Linked DNA regions of Homo sapiens: all the other regions are linked to region 2. A link is a contact called in ENCODE Hi-C or POLR2A ChIA-PET data. All regions are on one chromosome and are shown on one strand. The core of a region is the stretch at or near the end of the contact, and the rest is flanking DNA. Distances in the headings are between cores, read along the strand shown.

Region 1 (4,485 bases), core at 956-3,455, 2.3 Mb after region 2:
GTCACACCCCTGCTGCCTCCAGATCGCCCCAGCTGGCCCCATGCCCAGCCCTGGTCCAGCCCCCTGGCACTCTGCCCAGCTTGGGACGTGCAGCTGGAACCCTGCCACCCTTCCTCCGTGTTCCAGCCAAGAACAGGGGGTGGGGCCAGGGCCTGGCGGGCTCAGGGTGAGGCCTGAGAATGGGGGTTGGGGCCCAGTGCCCCCCTCCAACCAGGAAGGAGAGAAGTTCACCTCTTCCCTGCCCTGAAGAATTTGCCACCCATGAGGAAGGCATAATAAAAGCAGGCAGTCCCTGCCCACATTCAGGGCTACTTCTGGGCTTTTCTATTCTGACACCCAGCTGGGTATTGGGGGGGGGCGTCTTACGAAAAGCACAGAGGATTTGGTGGGTGGGGGTTTAGGTTGTAGCTGGGCAAGGATGCCTTTTGGCATTGCAGAGAGGTGTCCTGAGAGACCAGAGGCAGGGTTTGGGTTTGCAAAGGGACTTGGCATGGGGGTCTGGGGGAGTCTCTCTGCCCCCCGACTCTGCCTGTTCTCAAGGACATGGTAATCTGGTAGGGTGCTGGTCCCCAAAATCCTATCTTCTCCGGGAATACTACCTCACTGGGCACTCTGGGCTGCAAGCCGTACCCACCAGGGACTTCCCAAGAGCATCCTTGGCCACAGTGGGATGGCAGCCAGCCCCAGCTAGAGGAAGGGAAGGGGGAAAGGAGGTGTTGGGGGCCCACTCACCATCGCCCAGGCCCCCGTTGGCTGAAGGGCCATCCAGGGGGTGCAGGAGGGGATGCGGTGCAGCCAGGACCCGGGTGCGAGTTACGAGTGGGTGCGCACGGCGGTGAGATGACTCCACAGGAAAGGGCCGGCCTTGGGTGGGGAGGGGGGGCACCCGAGCTCAGCCAAGAGGGGCCCCCACCCAGCCAGGAGGGGGCGCTGAGAGGGGCGGAACGACAGCTGGCCCAAAAGGGGTGGGATAGAGTTCCTTGTTAGGCCCAGAGCCAGGGCCTGGAATAGAGTAGGGGACAGGGGAGAGGATGGGGGCGGTTAGAAACATGGGGTGTGCATGGATCCAATCAGGCCTGAGAAGCCAGGGAGGAGGGAAGGGGGTGAGGCTTACTGGGTGCCTCACATTGGACAGGGAAAGCTGAGGACCTAGAACATTTTCCAGGGTCCCATGGGAACATGGCCAGATAAAACCCCCCGGCAGCGGCCCCAGGGCACAGGTTCCCCTGTGTTCCAGCAGAGCTGCACCTGCTGGGCAAGTGAACCCAGAAACCCACCCTCTGCCCGGGATGACCCCATCTGAGTACTGCGGCAGGGGGCGTTCCCATCACAGCCTGCAGGCTCACAGCACCCTGCCATGGAGTCTCCCCAAAATAAAGCTTGGATGAGGCTCCCCTGTCTCTCAGGATGGGGGTGCAGGGGTGAGATGAGGGGCTGGACTTTGGGAAGTGGGTCCAGCTTGTTTCCCTGTTATTTAAGGGGGTGACTCTGGCTTTTGAAAGGATACAAAAAGTCTCTTGGGAAGGGTCCCAGACGGCTTCTGAAAGGGGCTCCCCTCTGCCCATTTCTAGGGAAACCCAATGTTTAGGAGACTGTGTCAGGAAGCATACTATTAGAGGAGATCTCTCCTCTCTTGAACTCAGGAGCTGAATGCCATTCCAAGGGACTCCCTATATGTGGGAAGGCTCCATTTAGGGGTATCCCATATCACCTAGGATCCCAGGCACCTGGTGGCAAAGAATACCCTCAATTTTGGGGGGTTCAGAGGCCAGAGGGATCAATATGTGGAGGGCGAATATCTCCCGCAGAAGCCTGGGGACTGCTCAAATGCAATCACCCCTAATTTATCAGGAATCCCAAGTTCCACCCCCAACCAGGAGGGTAAATGAGCCTTGGGTAGCGAGAAATCGGGAACCCCGAAGCCGCTCTTGGCCAGAGGGGCGGGGCAGCCAGAGACGTAGGGAATCCCCCACCCCTGCAGTCCCTAAGGGTGGAGAGTGCGGTGGGGATGTGCCTCCAACTGCGCGCCCCGGGGCGTTCTTGGCTCGCACCCGCGAACCCCACCCCCCCCAACAATCCAGCTCAGGGGTCTCCAGGAGGAGAGCCCCCCAATTCCCAGAACTCCTGCCCCCGAACTTCAGTACCTTGCGCGCTGCAGCCCCAGCGCCATGGCTCGCCAGTCGCCGCTCCGGAGCCCTCGGAGGCCCCTAGCCCCCTCCCCGGCCTTGCGAGCCCCCTCCCCAGCTCCTCCCCACGCCGCGCGGTTGGCTGTGCCACGCCAGGCCTGAGGCTCTGATTGGGCAACGGTATGTCACTCCTGAAAAGGAGGCGGAACCAGAGGGAAAGACTTGGAAAGGCAAGGGGGGGATACCGTGTAATACACACCCCCCAACCACGCCCCTCGCCGCGGACTTCCTCGGCAGTGTATCCCGCACCGTCGGCTGAACGCGCCTTCTCTAGTCCAGCCTCTGAAGTGCCAACGCCAGTACTCTTCTGAACCCACTCAGTTCACTCTGCTCTCTGGACCCCAGTCCCCAGCCTCTAACCCCCACCTCTTCTCACCTTTCCATTTCCTAACCCCAGTTGAGCCCCTCTGACCTCCAATCCCACCCCTTCCAAACCCCTAGCCCTGCCTTCTCTATCCCTTCTAAGGTATTCACAGAGTACCCCACATCTCCTCCCCACCCCCCAACTCCCAACCCCACCCCAGTTCCACAATCCTTGGCCCTCTGGCACCTACCCTTCTCTCTCTCTCCCCAGCCCCTCCCTGCCACCCCAGTCCCATACCCCACTTCGCCCCCATTCCTCCAGTCTGCACCCTCTGCACCCCAGCTTACCTTCCCTACCCCCTCTACTCCACCCTAACCTCTTGGCCTCTCTGACTCCCTTTTCAGGTTCCCATTGATGAATAATTAAGCTTATGTCAAGTAAATATGTTTTAACTCAATCACACCTACTTCAAAAAAGAGCCGAGAAATGTATTTTTTTTTAACTAGTCGACTATGAAGGGAGAAGTACAAAGGTACCAAGCAAGGGTGAAAGCATTACAGTTGGATAAGGAACAGAGTGTGTGTGTGTGTGTGTGTGTGTGTGTGTGTTGGACCACTATTCTGGATTTGGTTGGCAGGGAAGAGGATACTACAGCAGAAGTGGCCTTGTTGAACCTTGAACTTGCCAGGCAAGTTGCTCACCTTAGGGCCTTTGCACTTGCTGTTCCCACAGCTTAGCACACTCTTCCTCCAGGAATCCACACGGCTCCCCGGCTCACGCCAGTTCCCCACTCTGTTTTCTTTTGGGAAACCACTTCTCTGTCCTCTTCATCTATTTAATTTGAATAGGGCTTGGCCACTGCTCTGCCTTCACCAGCTCCAGGGATGGACATAGGATCCAAACCTGGCTAATCAGTTGAGTCTGCTTCCCTGGCCACAGTGATTGGTTCAGGGAAGGCATGTTACCTAATTTAGCCCAATGAGAATCAACCCTGAGACATTTGCTGAAACCATTAGGAAAGAGGATTTTCTATGTCTGCTGGAATTGCTGGGCAGATGGAGCAGATGGGGCTCACACTGCCACAAAGAGAGGAGAGGCTTTATGAGATGAGGTTCAGTGCAAAAGAGATTGTGCAGAAATGAACGATTGTGAAAGGCAGTTTTGACACCAGCACTTGAGTGCCTGGATCCAGCCATACCTGAACTCCAGTTTAATTCTTGGATTTTTCAAATGAAACCCACAATGGGCTTTTTTTTTTTTTTTTTTTTTTTTTTGCTGTTGCTTTTGTCAAATATTGCTTCATTCACTATTGCCTTATTTGCTTTGTGCTTAGATTCGTTTGAATGGATTTTAGATACTTGCACCCAAAAGAATCTTGATAGAGAAATCAGCTTTCAACCCTCAGTGTAGAGGCAGGTGGGATGTTAGAAAAGGAGCAGTCTGAATTATAAAGGGGGGCCGGCCATGGTGGCTCACGACTGTAATCCCAGCACTTTGGGAGGCTGAGGCGGGCAGATCACCTGAGGTCAGGAGTTCAAGACCAGCCTGGCCAACATGGTGAAACCCCATCTCTACTAAAAATACAAAAATTAGCCGGGTGTGGTGGCACACCCTTGTAATCCCAGCTACTCGGGAGGCTGAGGCAGGAGAATCGCTTGAACCCAGGAGGCAGAGGTTGCAGTGAGCCAAGATCATGCCATTGCACTCCAGCCTGAGTGACAGAGTAAGACTCTGTCTCTAAATAAATAAATAAATAAATAAATAGTAGAAGGGGCTGCAGAGGAAGCATTGTTCTTAGAGCTTCTTAGGGTTTAGGTAAGGACATGGGGTAGAAGAGATGTTCAAGGGAGAAACTGAGGAAGGGGAGTGGTTGTTAACAAGACAACGAGAGTTCCAGTGGGTGTGTTGGAAGAGTTTGGAGGGGGCAGTAGTTGGATGATAGATTCAGTGGAAGAACTCATTGATTTTGGTATGAGGGAGTCACAGCAGAGAGCC
Region 2 (4,531 bases), core at 610-3,109:
GCTCACCTGCCCTCCCTCTCCTCATAGACTGAACTCAAGTAGGTAAGAGGGTCAGACCACCTTGGGGGTGGGTGGGGCTGAGAACAGACCCCGCCCACCTGCTCCCAGGGGCGGGGTTTCCTGCGTGACGTCACCAAGACCATTCACTATTCACTCCCAGTTTCCCACCCTCCTTCCACTGCAGATGCACTCCCTGAGACTCCTGAGCCAGAATCCTCCATCTCAGATCTTCCAGAGCCTCAGCGGTAACAGCCGGCCCCTGCAGCCCTTGGCCCACAGGGCACTGAGGGGCAACAGGGACCCCCGGCACCCCGAGAGGCGCTGCCGAGGCCCCAACTACCGCCTGCATGGTATGGTCCAGTCTGCACCCCCTCTAAGTCTTGGGCTAACCCTCTTATATGTGTCTCCCCTTGGTGTCTCAGTGTGATTCAGTCCCATCCTCCTTCCTGCGTCTATATGGTCTAGCCTCGTGAGCTGTCTCTTTTTCTCTCTTTCCCTACATGTCTATGTGGTACAGTCCACCTGCCAGCCCTAGGCCATTGCTAGCCCACGATTTGTCTTTCCTCTTCACTGCTTTGTAACTTGGTCTATAACCCTTGACCCCTGCCTTCCTATGGTCCAATTACCTACTGTTCTGTGCTTCCTATTACTGTGAATTTCCAAAATGGTACAATTTGGATCCTCTCTCCCTTTCCAAGTCGTACTACCTTACGCTGTTCCACAATCTGATGCTCCCTTCCCCCTTACTGAGAATCTACAAGGTACAACCCCTTCCCTCCACCTCTGCCTCCCTGTGGTTTAGCCCAGGAATCTCACACACCCCCGGCTTCGCAACATGGTACAGTCCACACCCCCCCCCCCCCATGAAGACCTTCAAGTAGTTCAGCCTACTGCTGAATCTGGACGTCCCGATTCCCCCCTCCTATTGGCTTCTTGTGGTTCAGCCCAGTGCTTCTCGACCTAGTACATTCTGGTTCCCCGCTCGCAGACTTCCGACGGTAGGGCCCAGCGCGGCGCAGCCCACGCCCCCTGCACACCCCCCGCCCCTTCCATCCTATACTGACGCCCCCTGCCGTTGTTCTCTGTCTTACAGTGGATGGTGTCCCCCATGGTCGCTGAGACTCCCCTTCGAGGATTGCACCCGCCCGTCCTAAGCCTCCCCACAAGGCGAGGGGAGTTACCCCTAAAACAAAGCTATTAAAGGGACAGAATACTTCCTGTTTTCTCAGTGGTCTGATTCTAGGCGCGGTGGGGAAACATTTGGGTATTAAAGAACAGACTTCTTCCGGAAACCAATCTTCCTCTTTCTAAACCTCCGCTCTCGGTATTTTGGCTTCCTGCTTCTCAAAACCATCTTTAGGACCGCGGCCCCTTTAAGCGGCGCCCCTTTTCCCCCCATCACCCCCCTCGCCATCAGGCAGCACGAGCAGAGCCATGTGCTTCCCCCTCCCGCCTGCCTCATTGGCCCAAACTGGGTCACGGTCCCGCCCCCCAGTACCGCCTCCCATTGGGCAAATGTAGGTCAGTGTCCCGCCTCCCACCGAAAGGCAAGGCAACTTCACGCGCTGAGCCCCTCACGCGCCCTCCTGGGCCCTGGCGGACCCAGAGGCCCCATTGGCTGTGCGTCTCAAGGTGTCGGAGACGATTGGTCCGTGTTTGCAGCCGGAGGGAGGCACGCGGCTGGGTTGCATGCCCATAGAGGCTGGCGGGGCTGGACGCGCCGGGCGGGGACCCGGAGGAGGGGCGCGCGCTGTGGCGTCGGGTGTTTTGGTTTGGATTTTTTTTTCCGCGAAAGAAGTTTGCTTTGGCCACGCCTCAAGGCGGCCGCCTCCTCCTGCCCCCTCCTCCGCCCCTCCGCGCACACCTCTCGGTGCAGATTGCAAAGCGCCTTCCGTTGCGAGAGCTGCAGATTTTGCAAGAGCCAGGCTCGCCCACCTTGTAGAAGGAGCGCCTTGAGTCCCCTCTCACCCTCGGTTGCAAAGAGCCGACCGCTTGATCTGGACACCCCCTCGCCCAGATTGCATGATCTCCCGGGACCCTCTTGAGTTGCACGTTTCTGCACCGAGGACCTCAAATCCCCGTCGCTCCTAGGATTTGCAGCGTTCTGGATACTGGAGGGTTGCAGGCTACACTCGCCCGCCCCTGGGCAGACACTCGTCCAAACCACTGGAGTGTGCTGGTGACTGGCAGGCCAGCCCTTCGCCTCTCCATGAACCCGTGAGCCTGGGGGCAGGTGCCAGGCGATGGCGCGGCCTGTGAGCGACAGGACCCCGGCCCCTCTGCTGCTGGGCGGCCCGGCCGGGACACCCCCTGGCGGGGGAGCGCTGCTTGGGTTGCGGAGCCTTCTGCAGGGGACCAGCAAGCCCAAAGAGCCGGCCAGCTGTGAGTTCTAACCCCCATCTCACCCACTTCGGACACCCTACCCCCTTAGGGACTCAGGTGCCGTGGGGTGGGGTCCCATAGAAACCTGCGTGCGGGGAGTCCATCTTCCCAACCTTAATCTACTCAATTACTCAGGTGTTTAGGCCCCTAGATCCCTTAGCGCCCAGGACCCAAAAGCGCCGGCTCTGAAGCCCGTCCACCCTAAGGACCCAGGCACCAACGTCCCCAACGTCCTCCCCGCTTAGTTCACAAGAGTGTAGGCCCCAGCCTCCTCTTCCTTTTGGTCCGGGAGTCTGGACCCCTGGGGTCCCAGGGAGGGGGTGTGTCGGGTGCTCACACGGTGGTGACACGGGCTTGGGCGGGGCGTCATGGGGTCACATGGAGTCTAGGGATGAGGGATGTGCCCCAGGAATAGAGCCCCTTCCTGCCCCTTACAGATGGTGGGGGAGGGGAAGGGGGTACAGCGCGCAGGGGATGGGGGTTGGGTAATTACAGTGAAATTACAGAGCTGTCATTTTTTCTCTCACCTGCCCAACCCTCCACCTACCCTGTCCCTGCCCCCCTATTCCTGAACTTCCGTCTCTCTTTCTCTGGTTCGCTGTCTTTCTGTGTGTCTATTCCTTCCCGGCATTCTGTCCCCATCTCTGTGAATCTGTCCACCTGTCTCTGCCACCCCCGTCTCCATTCTTTCTGGGTCTCTCTCCCACTCTGCGTCTCCGTCCCTTTTTCTCCCGTCTCTCCTCTCCGACCCCCCGTCCCCTCTTTCTCTGGATCTCCGCCCTGTGCCTCTCGGACTCGGGGTCTCTTCTCCATCTCTATCTCCCCCACCTCACCCTCATCCCAACCCGTCTTTCCCGGCCCGCAGGTCTCCTGAAGGAAAAGGAGCGCAAGGCGGCCCTGCCTGCAGCCACAACCCCTGGGCCAGGCCTGGAGACTGCGGGCCCGGCGGATGCCCCGGCTGGGGCAGTGGTGGGCGGAGGGTCCCCGCGGGGGCGCCCGGGGCCGGTGCCCGCCCCGGGTCTGTTGGCGCCACTGCTGTGGGAGCGCACGCTGCCGTTCGGCGATGTGGAGTACGTAGACCTGGACGCCTTCCTGCTGGAGCACGGGCTCCCGCCCAGCCCGCCGCCCCCCGGTGGCCCGTCGCCGGAGCCGTCGCCCGCGCGGACGCCCGCACCCTCCCCAGGGCCGGGTTCGTGCGGCTCGGCTTCCCCCCGCTCCTCTCCTGGGCACGCCCCCGCCCGGGCTGCCCTCGGGACCGCCAGCGGCCACCGCGCAGGTGCGGCGAAGGGGGCGGGGCGGGTCCTGACGGGGCGGGGCTTGGACTCAGGGGGCGGGGCTGTGCGACGCTGGGGGCTGGGACCGTGGGACCTGGCTGCGGCCTCGAATTCTGTGTCCAGTTGTCGAGAGGTGTCGTGGGAGGGGGCCAGATTCGGTGTCTCTTAATGGGTCAGGGACCAATGGATCCATGGGGGAGGAGAGACTTGGAACCCTAAATTCCAGGAAGCCTGCCCAATGAGATTTTGTGGGTTTTTCTGTGGGACTTGGGGACAAACGATGTGGATACTCGTGAAGCCAGAACTGGAAGTCCGGAACACCAGAGTTATTTACTGGGGAGTGGACTGACCCCCGAATCTGGGCCCATAATCGATGGAACTGGGATAGGACTGGAGCCCCTAGGTCCTTTACAGGGGCAAAGGCAAAGGAGAGGCACAGAATTCTGTTTACCCAGGACATAAGAGACTGGCAGCCCAGGTCCCTGGGTCCCCCAGTGGGGCGTGCTGCAGCCCCGGGTCCCAGAGTTCTTCAGAAGGGAAAACGTTAGGGATGTTGTTTCTGGATCCTCCAATTGGGGCTGGGGCCAAGCTTCCTATATTCCTAGGAGAGGCCTGGGATCCCAGAATCGTGGTAGCCCAGTGGCGGGGGTTCTGGGAAGGTCCAGGAGGCCGATGCTCCCCGGAGAGCAGGGGGTTGGGAATCTTTGGAGGTTGAGTGGAACTAAGTGACTGGAAGAGCAAGAGGAAAGATGTTTCCCTTTGGGCACATTGAGGTCTCCAGGGACGGACTGCAGGTCGGGGATTCCTGGGCACACCTGCTCCAGGTCCGACCTCCGGGCCGAACCAGGGCCCTACCCTTCCCAGCGGCACATTCC
Region 3 (4,514 bases), core at 806-3,305, 2.8 Mb after region 2:
GAAAGCTTTTCCTGACACACATTCCCCACCGCAGTCATCACAAATTTTAGTTCATCATTTGAGTAAATTTACTATCTGCCTCCATCACCAGGCTGGGGCTTCTCAGGGGCAAGGCTTAAAGCCTGTCTCAGTCACTGCTATGTCCCCAGCATTGCCCAGCATGGAAGAGGGGTTGAATATTTGAATAACTGTCCAGCTTAAAAACAACTTCCATTTGTGGCACTTATTTTCTGTGCCAGGCACCAAGCTAAGCATTTATATGCATGTTTGCATTCAATCTGAAGGTACCCAAATAAAAGGAGACTGGAGGGGGTCTCCATTTTTTCCAAGAAGTTTAGAAACTGGCCCAAGGCCACAGCTGGTCAGAGGCCAATCCAGTCCACCTGAAGGCTGAATCTGGCCAGAAGCCTTAACTCCCATTAGTGTTTCGTAAATAATAGCCCAAAGGCAACTTTAAGTGACATATTAATGTCCTCTTGAATGAGTCGATAGTTTTCACTAATTTTTTTTAAGGTAACCACAGTACATGAAACCCATGATTGTGAACGTATTACCTAGGATGAGGCAAAAATAGATAAATCTTTTTATTTTTATTTATTTTTTTGAGACAGGATCTTGCTCTGTTGCCCAGGCTGGAGTGCAGTGACGCAATCATGGTTCACTGTAGCCTGTTATCTCCAGGCTCAAGCAATCCTCCCACTTCAGCCTGATAAATCTTTTTTTTAAGGGAGAAAAGTGTTCAAATACAGGTAGTAGACAAAATTGTGAAACCATTTTAAAATTGTGAGGTCTGGGTAACAGAATCAGAGCTGCTGCGGTTCCAGTGGGACGGGAGGAGAAGGGACAAGCAGCCCCTCACTAGACAAAACCAGGGCCAACTGGTACGTCATTCAAATATTTTTGAGCACCTAACACGGACCCAGGCCTAGAGAAAGGGGCTGTTGTGGGTTGGAACCTGGAGACCCGCCTCCGCCCTTCCCCAAAGACAGCCTCGTCCAGTTCCCAATGCCTGGGAAAGAAGAAGGGTCCTCACAGCCTGATTGGGCCTTCCAGGTAGTGAGCGCTCAAGGTTGGGGAAAGGTTGGTCTGGTGTTTGCCCTTCCCCAGCAACTCCCTCCTCTTGCCCGTCACTTCTTAACCCCTTACTCTTCCCTCAAACTGGGGAGCAACAGAAGATAAGGGTCCCCCAAACGCCACGCTCCGAATGCACGTAAAGAGCCCCCAGAAAAGTGGGGGGGCGGGGGGTAGCCGGGAAAGTAGCGTGAATCTGGAAGGCCTCCCCAAACCTCCCAGAGGGCGGAAGTGCGTCACTATGTCCGACCCGCAGTGCATTTTGGGAATTGTAGTGAAGCGGGTGGGGGACGCCGAGCCCCCGATGGTGTAACCCTTTAGAGACCAGAGCGCGCGGGCAGAGCTGGGACAGGGTTAGAGGGCGGCCAGTCGCCCCACTCTTTTAGCAGAGAAACAACTGAGACAAGGCTCTGGCTCGGAAGCCCTTAGTCCTCTCCCTTCTCTGGCTGTGGCGGGCCCCAGAAGCATATATCTAGGATTCCGGGGGGAGGACGAAGTGCCAGGTGGCCACCCCCACCCCCACCTAGTTGCCAGCTTCCCGTCCCTGCTCTGAAGCCAATCAGGGCTTCTCCGCCCCGCCCCAGAAGCTGCTACTTTCCTAATCCGTCATTGGCCCACCTTTGCTGGGCGGGGAAACTGAGGTTCAGAGAGGGCAAGACATTTTGCCTAAAGCTGCACAGCAAATCCGAGCAGAAGTTGGAAGCCCGGAAGCCTGTCCACCCACCCCCACAATTTCTGAATCCGGAGTAGCTCTGATCATTTGTATTGCATCCTCGCCTACCACCTTTGTGTCCCAGCATCTTGCGGCGCGCTGAACTCCGGCCCCACGGAGAAGGTTGTAAGGTTTGCGCCGGCAGAGGCGACAACCCCCCCAGCCCGCGTCTGCCCGCCGTTCCCTTTAAGAGCCGGCCCCGGCGGGACTACGTTTCCCAGAAGGCTTTGCAGGCGTGTTATGTAACTTTCCCTGCGAAGCGGCCTCTGGGGCAGAAGAAGGAGGTGGAGGCGGCGGCGGCCGTTGCAGCGGCGGCGGCGAGAGCGGCGGGAGCCCGAGGCGGCGGCGCTCGCGGCCCATCGTGGGGCCCGAGCTGTGCGCCTCGGCTCGGAGCCCGGACCGGGCGGGGGCGCCGACGTGCCTCAGCCTGCCTTCGCGAGGGAGGCGGGAGTGAGCAGAAAGGCTTAGGGCCCAGGGGGCGGGGAAGGGGGGCCGGGCCTGGATCCGGCGGGGAGGCCGAGCCGGAGGCCGGACCGTGGCTCGCGCTGTCCCCGGGACGCGGATCGAACGTTGGCGGCGCGGATCGCACGTCGGCGGCCGGTGGAACGCGGGAGCTGGGCGGCGCGCGGACTGGGGCCATGGCGTCTGTGCAGGCGTCCCGCCGCCAGTGGTGCTACCTGTGCGACCTGCCCAAGATGCCGTGGGCCATGGTGTGGGACTTCAGCGAGGCCGTGTGTCGCGGCTGCGTGAACTTCGAGGGCGCGGACCGCATCGAACTGCTCATCGATGCCGCCCGCCAGCTCAAGCGCAGCCACGTGCTCCCCGAGGGCCGCTCGCCCGGGCCCCCGGCCCTTAAGCACCCGGCCACCAAGGACCTGGCGGCGGCAGCCGCACAGGGGCCCCAGCTGCCGCCCCCGCAGGCCCAGCCCCAGCCGTCAGGGACCGGCGGCGGCGTGTCGGGCCAGGACCGCTATGACAGGGCCACATCATCAGGCCGCCTCCCCCTGCCCTCGCCCGCCCTGGAGTACACTCTGGGGTCCCGCCTGGCCAATGGGCTGGGCCGTGAGGAGGCCGTGGCTGAGGGGGCGCGAAGGGCCTTGCTTGGCTCCATGCCTGGCTTGATGCCCCCTGGGCTGCTGGCAGCTGCAGTGTCTGGCCTGGGAAGCCGAGGCCTGACGCTGGCACCCGGCTTGAGTCCTGCCCGTCCCCTCTTCGGCTCCGATTTCGAGAAAGAGAAGCAGCAGAGGAATGCGGACTGTCTGGCAGAACTGAACGAGGCCATGCGAGGCCGGGCAGAGGAATGGCACGGGCGCCCCAAAGCAGTGCGGGAACAGCTACTGGCGCTGTCCGCCTGCGCCCCGTTCAATGTGCGCTTCAAGAAGGATCACGGGCTGGTGGGGCGAGTGTTCGCCTTCGATGCTACTGCCCGTCCTCCAGGATACGAGTTCGAGCTGAAGCTCTTCACCGAATACCCCTGTGGTTCCGGCAATGTGTACGCCGGCGTCCTGGCAGTGGCTCGCCAGATGTTCCACGATGCTCTGCGGGAGCCGGGCAAGGCACTGGCTTCTTCGGGCTTCAAGTACCTCGAATATGAACGCCGGCATGGATCAGGAGAATGGCGGCAGCTGGGCGAGCTGCTTACCGACGGCGTCCGCAGCTTCCGCGAGCCAGCTCCCGCGGAGGCCCTGCCCCAGCAGTACCCAGAGCCGGCCCCTGCGGCTCTCTGTGGCCCACCCCCGCGAGCCCCATCCCGGAACCTGGCGCCCACGCCGCGCCGTCGCAAGGCATCCCCCGAGCCGGAGGGCGAGGCGGCTGGGAAGATGACCACCGAGGAGCAGCAGCAACGGCACTGGGTGGCACCCGGCGGCCCGTACTCCGCTGAGACCCCTGGTGTGCCCTCGCCCATTGCCGCCCTGAAGAATGTGGCCGAAGCCCTGGGCCACTCACCCAAGGACCCTGGCGGAGGCGGGGGGCCTGTGCGTGCAGGGGGCGCCAGCCCTGCAGCCTCCTCCACGGCCCAGCCGCCAACCCAGCATCGCCTTGTGGCCCGCAACGGCGAAGCAGAAGTCAGTCCCACAGCGGGGGCCGAAGCTGTCAGCGGGGGTGGCAGCGGCACTGGGGCGACCCCTGGGGCCCCCCTGTGCTGTACCCTGTGCAGGGAGCGGCTAGAAGACACCCACTTCGTCCAGTGCCCCTCGGTGCCCGGACACAAGTTCTGCTTTCCCTGCTCCCGGGAGTTCATCAAGGCGCAGGGCCCGGCCGGGGAGGTGTACTGCCCGAGCGGAGACAAGTGCCCGCTGGTCGGCTCCTCCGTGCCCTGGGCCTTCATGCAGGGCGAGATCGCCACCATCCTTGCTGGAGACATCAAAGTTAAGAAAGAACGGGACCCCTAGGCTACCACTGCCTCCAGGCTACTGCCCTCTGCCCCTTTGCCACCCACCGCTGCCGCGGATAAATTATTCCCTCCCCGACCCAGCCCAGTGCCACCTCTATCTGTGTACATACTCCCTTCTTCCACCCAGATGGGTCCCCTGGGGTAGATGCATTGTGGGTGGGGGGAGAAAGCTTGTGGCTCCTGTCCGAGGGGGTGTTTGGGGTCCCTTGGCCCCTCCAGTTTCCCTCTGTCCTCCTTGGCTTGGCTTTGCTGCTGCTTGTAGTTGGGGGAGAGGTGCCCCCCTCCTCCTTGAGAAGGGACCTCCTGAAAACTCGCTCTTTATAAACGAGGCAAAAG
Region 4 (4,475 bases), core at 483-2,982, 2.0 Mb after region 2:
GTCTGCTGGTTTTCTCTCAAAGCCCTGTGAATTAACAGACACGCTCAGCGAGGGCCCTGAATGGAACAAGTGGCCCTCAGGCCGATCAAGGGGTCTCCCCAGAGGCACTCTCTGATCAAGCTCTGCAGCCCCCACCCCGAGGGCACGGGAATAGGCATCTGATTGTCACTGACGCCACACTGTACTGCACTGTCATTTGGCACAAGTGACGAGGTGCAGCATGGTGCGTGGGGCTGGGGATCATGAGAAAACCGGCGCTCCTGCTGGGAAAAGGCAGTGCTCTTGGCCTGAAAAGGGCAGCGACAGAGTGAGGCTTCTAGGCTTGAAAAAGCTGGCTCATTCGAGGCACCCCAAACTTTGATCTCCCATCCCCATTTCATGAGGCTTCAGTGCGCAATAGGGGCCCGAACAGCTCCGCCCACCTGCTCCCACTGCCCCGGTGTCTTCCACCCAGCCGCGTTCTTCCTGAGGAAGGAGGACGGTAGAAAAGCTTCCTCCGGGCCCTGCAGCCCACTCCCCATCCACACTGAGCCGTCTTTGTCCTGGCCTGTCCCTGGAGACTGGCAGGGTGCTACCCACATCCACCCCCAAACCTAGGCCCCCCTGACTGCCATTCATTTTCTCCTTCCACCTCACCTCCCAACCACCCAAGCCCAAGTCCTCCCCCACCCCTCACCTTGGAAATCCATCTTCTCTTGGACCCAAACACAACACTCCCACCCCGTTAAAAAAATTCTGTCTTTCTAGAGCAACAGTCTTAACCCACTAGTAACCTCGGAACCTTTTCTAGCTACTTCCAAATTAACCCCAAGGGTCCCTGTCCCCCGACTACTGGCGAGCCCCACTCTCACCATCCCTTTTCACCACCTCCACGACCCTGATCCTTCTCCGTCCCGGAAGCCTTCAAGAGTATCTTCTAATCTCCGCTGCCACCCACCCCAGGCTCTTCCTCCCATAAGCTTGCACCTCACCCTCCTCCTCCTCTGCAGTGCTGGGCTCTGGAGACCACCCTCCCCCACCCTCCCCCACCCTCGGGAGTCTCATCTGTAGAAGTGACCGCCCATCCTTGACCCTCTCCTCTGCTCCACAGGAGCCCAGGGGTCGCCCCTCCCCGCCCGGGCCCAGCTACCCTCCACCACCCCATCCAGGAGCAGCCCAGCCTCCCTTCGTCCCCCGTTCCCCGCATCCTCTCAGGACCAAACGCCTTCATCAGGGCCCGAATAGCTCCCCTCCCCAGCCCATCTTTCTTATTTCGTCCCCTGGGGTCCAAACACCTCCATCCTGAAACCCAACGCCCCATCCTGGGTCCAAAATCCTTTTGAGGGGTCCCACTGAGGGTCCCGATCCTCCATCCGGGGTTCAAATGTCCCCTTTAGGGGCTCAGATACCCATTTGTGGACTTAAACATCCCATTTGGTGCTAAAGTCGCTTCTGGAAACCTCTGGTGATCCAGACGTCCCGCTCTGGGTTCAACAGCCCCCGACAACGCGGGTAGAAAAGGGTCCCGAGGCTCTCGCCGGGCCCGGACGCCCCCCACTCTGGGCTCTGTCGCCCCCTCAGGGGTCCTGCCCCGTTAAGCCCGCCTCAGAGCCCGCAGCCTCGGCGACCCCCCAGCCTCACTCACCATGGCGAGGCCCGGGGTGTCCGGAGCACGGGGATCAAGGTTCCTCCGGCGGCGGCAGCAGCTGCAGCAGTTCCAGCTCCGCCGCGCGTCCGCGCCTCCACACTCACTGCCCGCAGCGCGCGCCGCCGCCGCCGCCGCCTCCCGCCCCAACGGTCCCTCAACGGCCGCCGCGCGCGCCCCGCCTCGCTCGGCCCCGCCCCACCCGGCCCGCGCGCCGCCGCACTGCGGCTCCCACGGATCCCTCCGCGCCCCGCTCCACACCTACGGGCCCGCGAATCTCTCGTCCCCACCCTGCACAGGAATTGGGTTTGCCGCCGGGCGCGCGCGCGCTCGCTCCCGTCGCCGGACTACTTTCCCTCGCCGCGCGCCCCGCCTCCCGGGCCCACTTCACTTTCTTCGGCGGAGGGGCACAGCTCGGCGGTGCGTGACGCGTCCCTCTGTGAGCCGCGTCACTATTGGGCCTGGCCCATGGCGGAAATGAGAGCTTGGCGCCCATTGGTCCGACCTTCCCTGCAATGCGTCAAACTGGGGCGAGCCACTGCAAGGTGGTGGTGGGTAAGTCTGAACTCTGTGGCCGCGTGGGGCTTTGAGGAGTAACGAGGCGAAGGGGGAAACGGCGTCGCCGTTAGAGAAGCAAATACGTCGTTTCTGTGGCCAGGAGGTGGTAAAAAGGCTGGCGACAAATGCAGAAGGGCTTTCTCGGCTCTCCCCTTTAACCGACGGACGATGGTTCAATCCAAAATGCTAGGGTTTAGAAGCTCCGCCCCTAACTGGGCCTTTGGAGGTGGCGGGGTCTCCAAGGTGCCACCTAACGCTCAGAGGTTCCGCCCTCCGTGGTCTTGTCTCTGCGTCCTAAGACGCACTCAGCCGGTGGGCGGGACCCCTGGGCCCGCTTCATTCTTGATCCGCTCAGGGTCTGTGAAATTAGGACCATCCCAGGACAGCCTGTGGGAACGGGGTATTCATTCAGTCATTCGTGCTATAAGCATCAATTAGGCGCCTGCTGTATGCAGGGACCTGAGCTTGGCTGGGCTGGGGAGACCATACTCCCCAACCAGCCTCTCCAGACAGACGACCTCTTTCCTTATTCCAGTGTTCCAGCCATAGGAGGAAAAAGAACTGAAACTTTGTTTATAGGAGCTCAGAAAATGATCACCCCTGCCCCCTCCCCCGTTTAGGATAGGAGCTGACAGTCTCCTGCGTGTCCCCTCCCCACCATGTTGATGGTTAAGAGATGGGCAAACGAGTCAGGCTGGACCAATCATTATGCTCCACCTGGAACAGAATGGAGACTGAACCAATGAGAGTCCTTCCCTGGGGTTTGGATCTGCAGCCTGGGCACAAGAAGCCTTTTCCTTTTGGGTGGGTCCTTCCCATAGATTCTGACTATGGTCATTTTCCCACTCTGCCCCCTATCTTGAGGAACAAAGTGTCTAGAGAAGAAGAGAAAAATAAAACTGACACAGTGGAGAGGTAAAGAAGATGGCCGGGCGCGGTGGCTCATGCCTTTAATCCTAACACTTGTTACTCAGTCTCAAATCTCATGTTAAAATGTGATCACCAATGTTGGAGGTGGGGCCTGGTGGGAGGTGTTTGGGTCATAGGGGTGGATCCCTCATGAATGACTTGGTGCTGTCCTCACGGTAACAAGTGAGTTCTTATTCTGTTAGTTCACACAAGATCTGTATTTTTTTTGAGACGGAGTCTTGCTCTGTCACATAGGCTAGAGTGCAGTGGCATGATCTTGGCTCACTACAACCTCCGCCTCCCAGGTTTAAGCGATTCTCCTGCCTCAGCCTCCCAAGTAGTTGGGACTACAGGCACCCACCACTACACTTGGCTAATTTTTGTATTTTTAGTAAAGACAGGGTTTCACCATGTTGGCCAGGCTGGTCTCAAACTCTTGAGCTCAAGTGATCCGCCTGCCTTGGCCTCCCAAAGTGCTGTAATCACAAGAATACAACCATCAGGAGTGCCTCAAGGGAGAAATATCCTCTGAGAATAGCCACAGACAAAGTGGGGAGGTGGGACTACCATCCCCAGCCCTGGAAACTCTCTCTACTCTATAACTTGGCCAAAGGAGATGCCAAATCAGAGTGGCTGTTCGTTAGCACCATGCTGTGGGAGGTTTCTTCCATAGCTCCCCTGGGAATGAACCCCTAGCCAGCTTTCCTATGCTACTGGGATATCCCCTTTGGGACCTCCCCCATTCGGGATGGGAGACGCTCTGATCTTTAATAGAGCCAAGGCAAACCTGGTTTTAAGGTGCCACTGAGTGCTAAAAAGGAGGCAGCAACCTAGCAGAAAAAAAGAAACCAACAGGTCAATTACGAAGAATCTGTAAGCAAATGGAGCCAGTAAAAGCCAAAACAAGCCAGACGGAGAAGGCTGGAATAAGTGACTAATCCTTCAGTGCAAAGGCATAGATGTACATTAACAACAAACCAAAGCAAACAGGGAACCATGAGCTCCCCAAATGGACCAAGTAAGGGACCAGTGACTAAACCTAACAAGACAGTAATATGTGAGCTTTCTAAGAATTCAAAATGGCATTTTTAAGGAAACTCAGTGAATTCCAAGACGACATAGAAAAGCAACGCAGAAATTTATCAGTGAAATTTAACAAAGAGATTGAAATAATAATTTAAAAAAAACCCAAACAAATCTTAGAACTGAGAAATACATTTGCTGAACTGAAAAGTTCATTAGAGGTTCTCAACAGCAGAGTGGGTCAAGCAGAGGAAACAATCAGTGAACTTGGAGACGGGCTGTTTGTAAATACATACAGAAGAAAAAAGAAAAAAGAATGAAAGGAATGGAAATCACCTACGAAATATAGAAGACAAAATCT

Evidence for each region. A loop is a pair of places that touch in the nucleus more often than their neighbours do. ChIA-PET counts read pairs that join two places held with the same protein, here RNA polymerase II (POLR2A). Pooled maps may share reads with other maps.
Region 1: a map of sigmoid colon shows a loop between it and region 2 (5-fold over the local background). The contact joins the promoter of HIF3A here to the promoter of DBP in region 2. A Hi-C loop is called at or near these places in 1 of 168 maps with a recorded cell type or tissue (sigmoid colon) and 1 of 50 pooled maps. POLR2A ChIA-PET finds 5 or more read pairs at or near these places in 1 of 52 experiments (activated T-cell).
Region 3: a map of ascending aorta shows a loop between it and region 2 (4-fold over the local background). The contact joins the promoter of IRF2BP1 here to the promoter of DBP in region 2. A Hi-C loop is called at or near these places in 1 of 168 maps with a recorded cell type or tissue (ascending aorta), 2 of 37 single-sample maps with no recorded cell type and 7 of 50 pooled maps.
Region 4: a loop to region 2 is called in a pooled map, with 8 times the contacts of the local background. The contact joins the promoter of CALM3 here to the promoter of DBP in region 2. A Hi-C loop is called at or near these places in 1 of 37 single-sample maps with no recorded cell type and 9 of 50 pooled maps. POLR2A ChIA-PET finds 5 or more read pairs at or near these places in 2 of 52 experiments (RWPE1 and activated B cell).

Annotation. Positions count from the first base shown.
Region 1 is chr19:46,294,762-46,299,246 of GRCh38, reverse strand. HIF3A (hypoxia inducible factor 3 subunit alpha) reads right to left here and starts at 2,205. Exons shown (of 15, transcript NM_152795.4): 1 at 2,145-2,205. The coding sequence starts at 2,170.
Region 2 is chr19:48,634,707-48,639,237 of GRCh38, reverse strand. DBP (D-box binding PAR bZIP transcription factor) reads left to right here and starts at 1,859. Exons shown (of 4, transcript NM_001352.5): 1 at 1,859-2,382; 2 at 3,248-3,658. The coding sequence starts at 2,244. CA11 (carbonic anhydrase 11) reads left to right here. Exons shown (of 9, transcript NM_001217.5): 8 at 185-350; 9 at 1,094-1,292. The coding sequence ends at 1,119. It also overlaps the pseudogene SEC1P. RefSeq lists an enhancer at 642-811 and silencers at 1,422-1,641, 1,812-1,921, 2,152-2,271, 3,308-3,367, 3,488-3,797 and 1 more.
Region 3 is chr19:45,883,682-45,888,195 of GRCh38, reverse strand. IRF2BP1 (interferon regulatory factor 2 binding protein 1) reads left to right here and starts at 2,055. Exons shown (of 1, transcript NM_015649.3): 1 at 2,055-4,514. The coding sequence starts at 2,422. The coding sequence ends at 4,176. RefSeq lists enhancers at 1,231-1,280, 1,341-1,580, 1,731-1,880, 4,090-4,514 and silencers at 2,041-2,520, 2,561-2,800.
Region 4 is chr19:46,598,587-46,603,061 of GRCh38, reverse strand. CALM3 (calmodulin 3) reads right to left here and starts at 1,732. Exons shown (of 6, transcript NM_005184.4): 1 at 1,625-1,732. The coding sequence starts at 1,627. It also overlaps the pseudogene PPP5D1P. RefSeq lists enhancers at 170-239, 1,968-2,467 and a silencer at 1,698-1,837.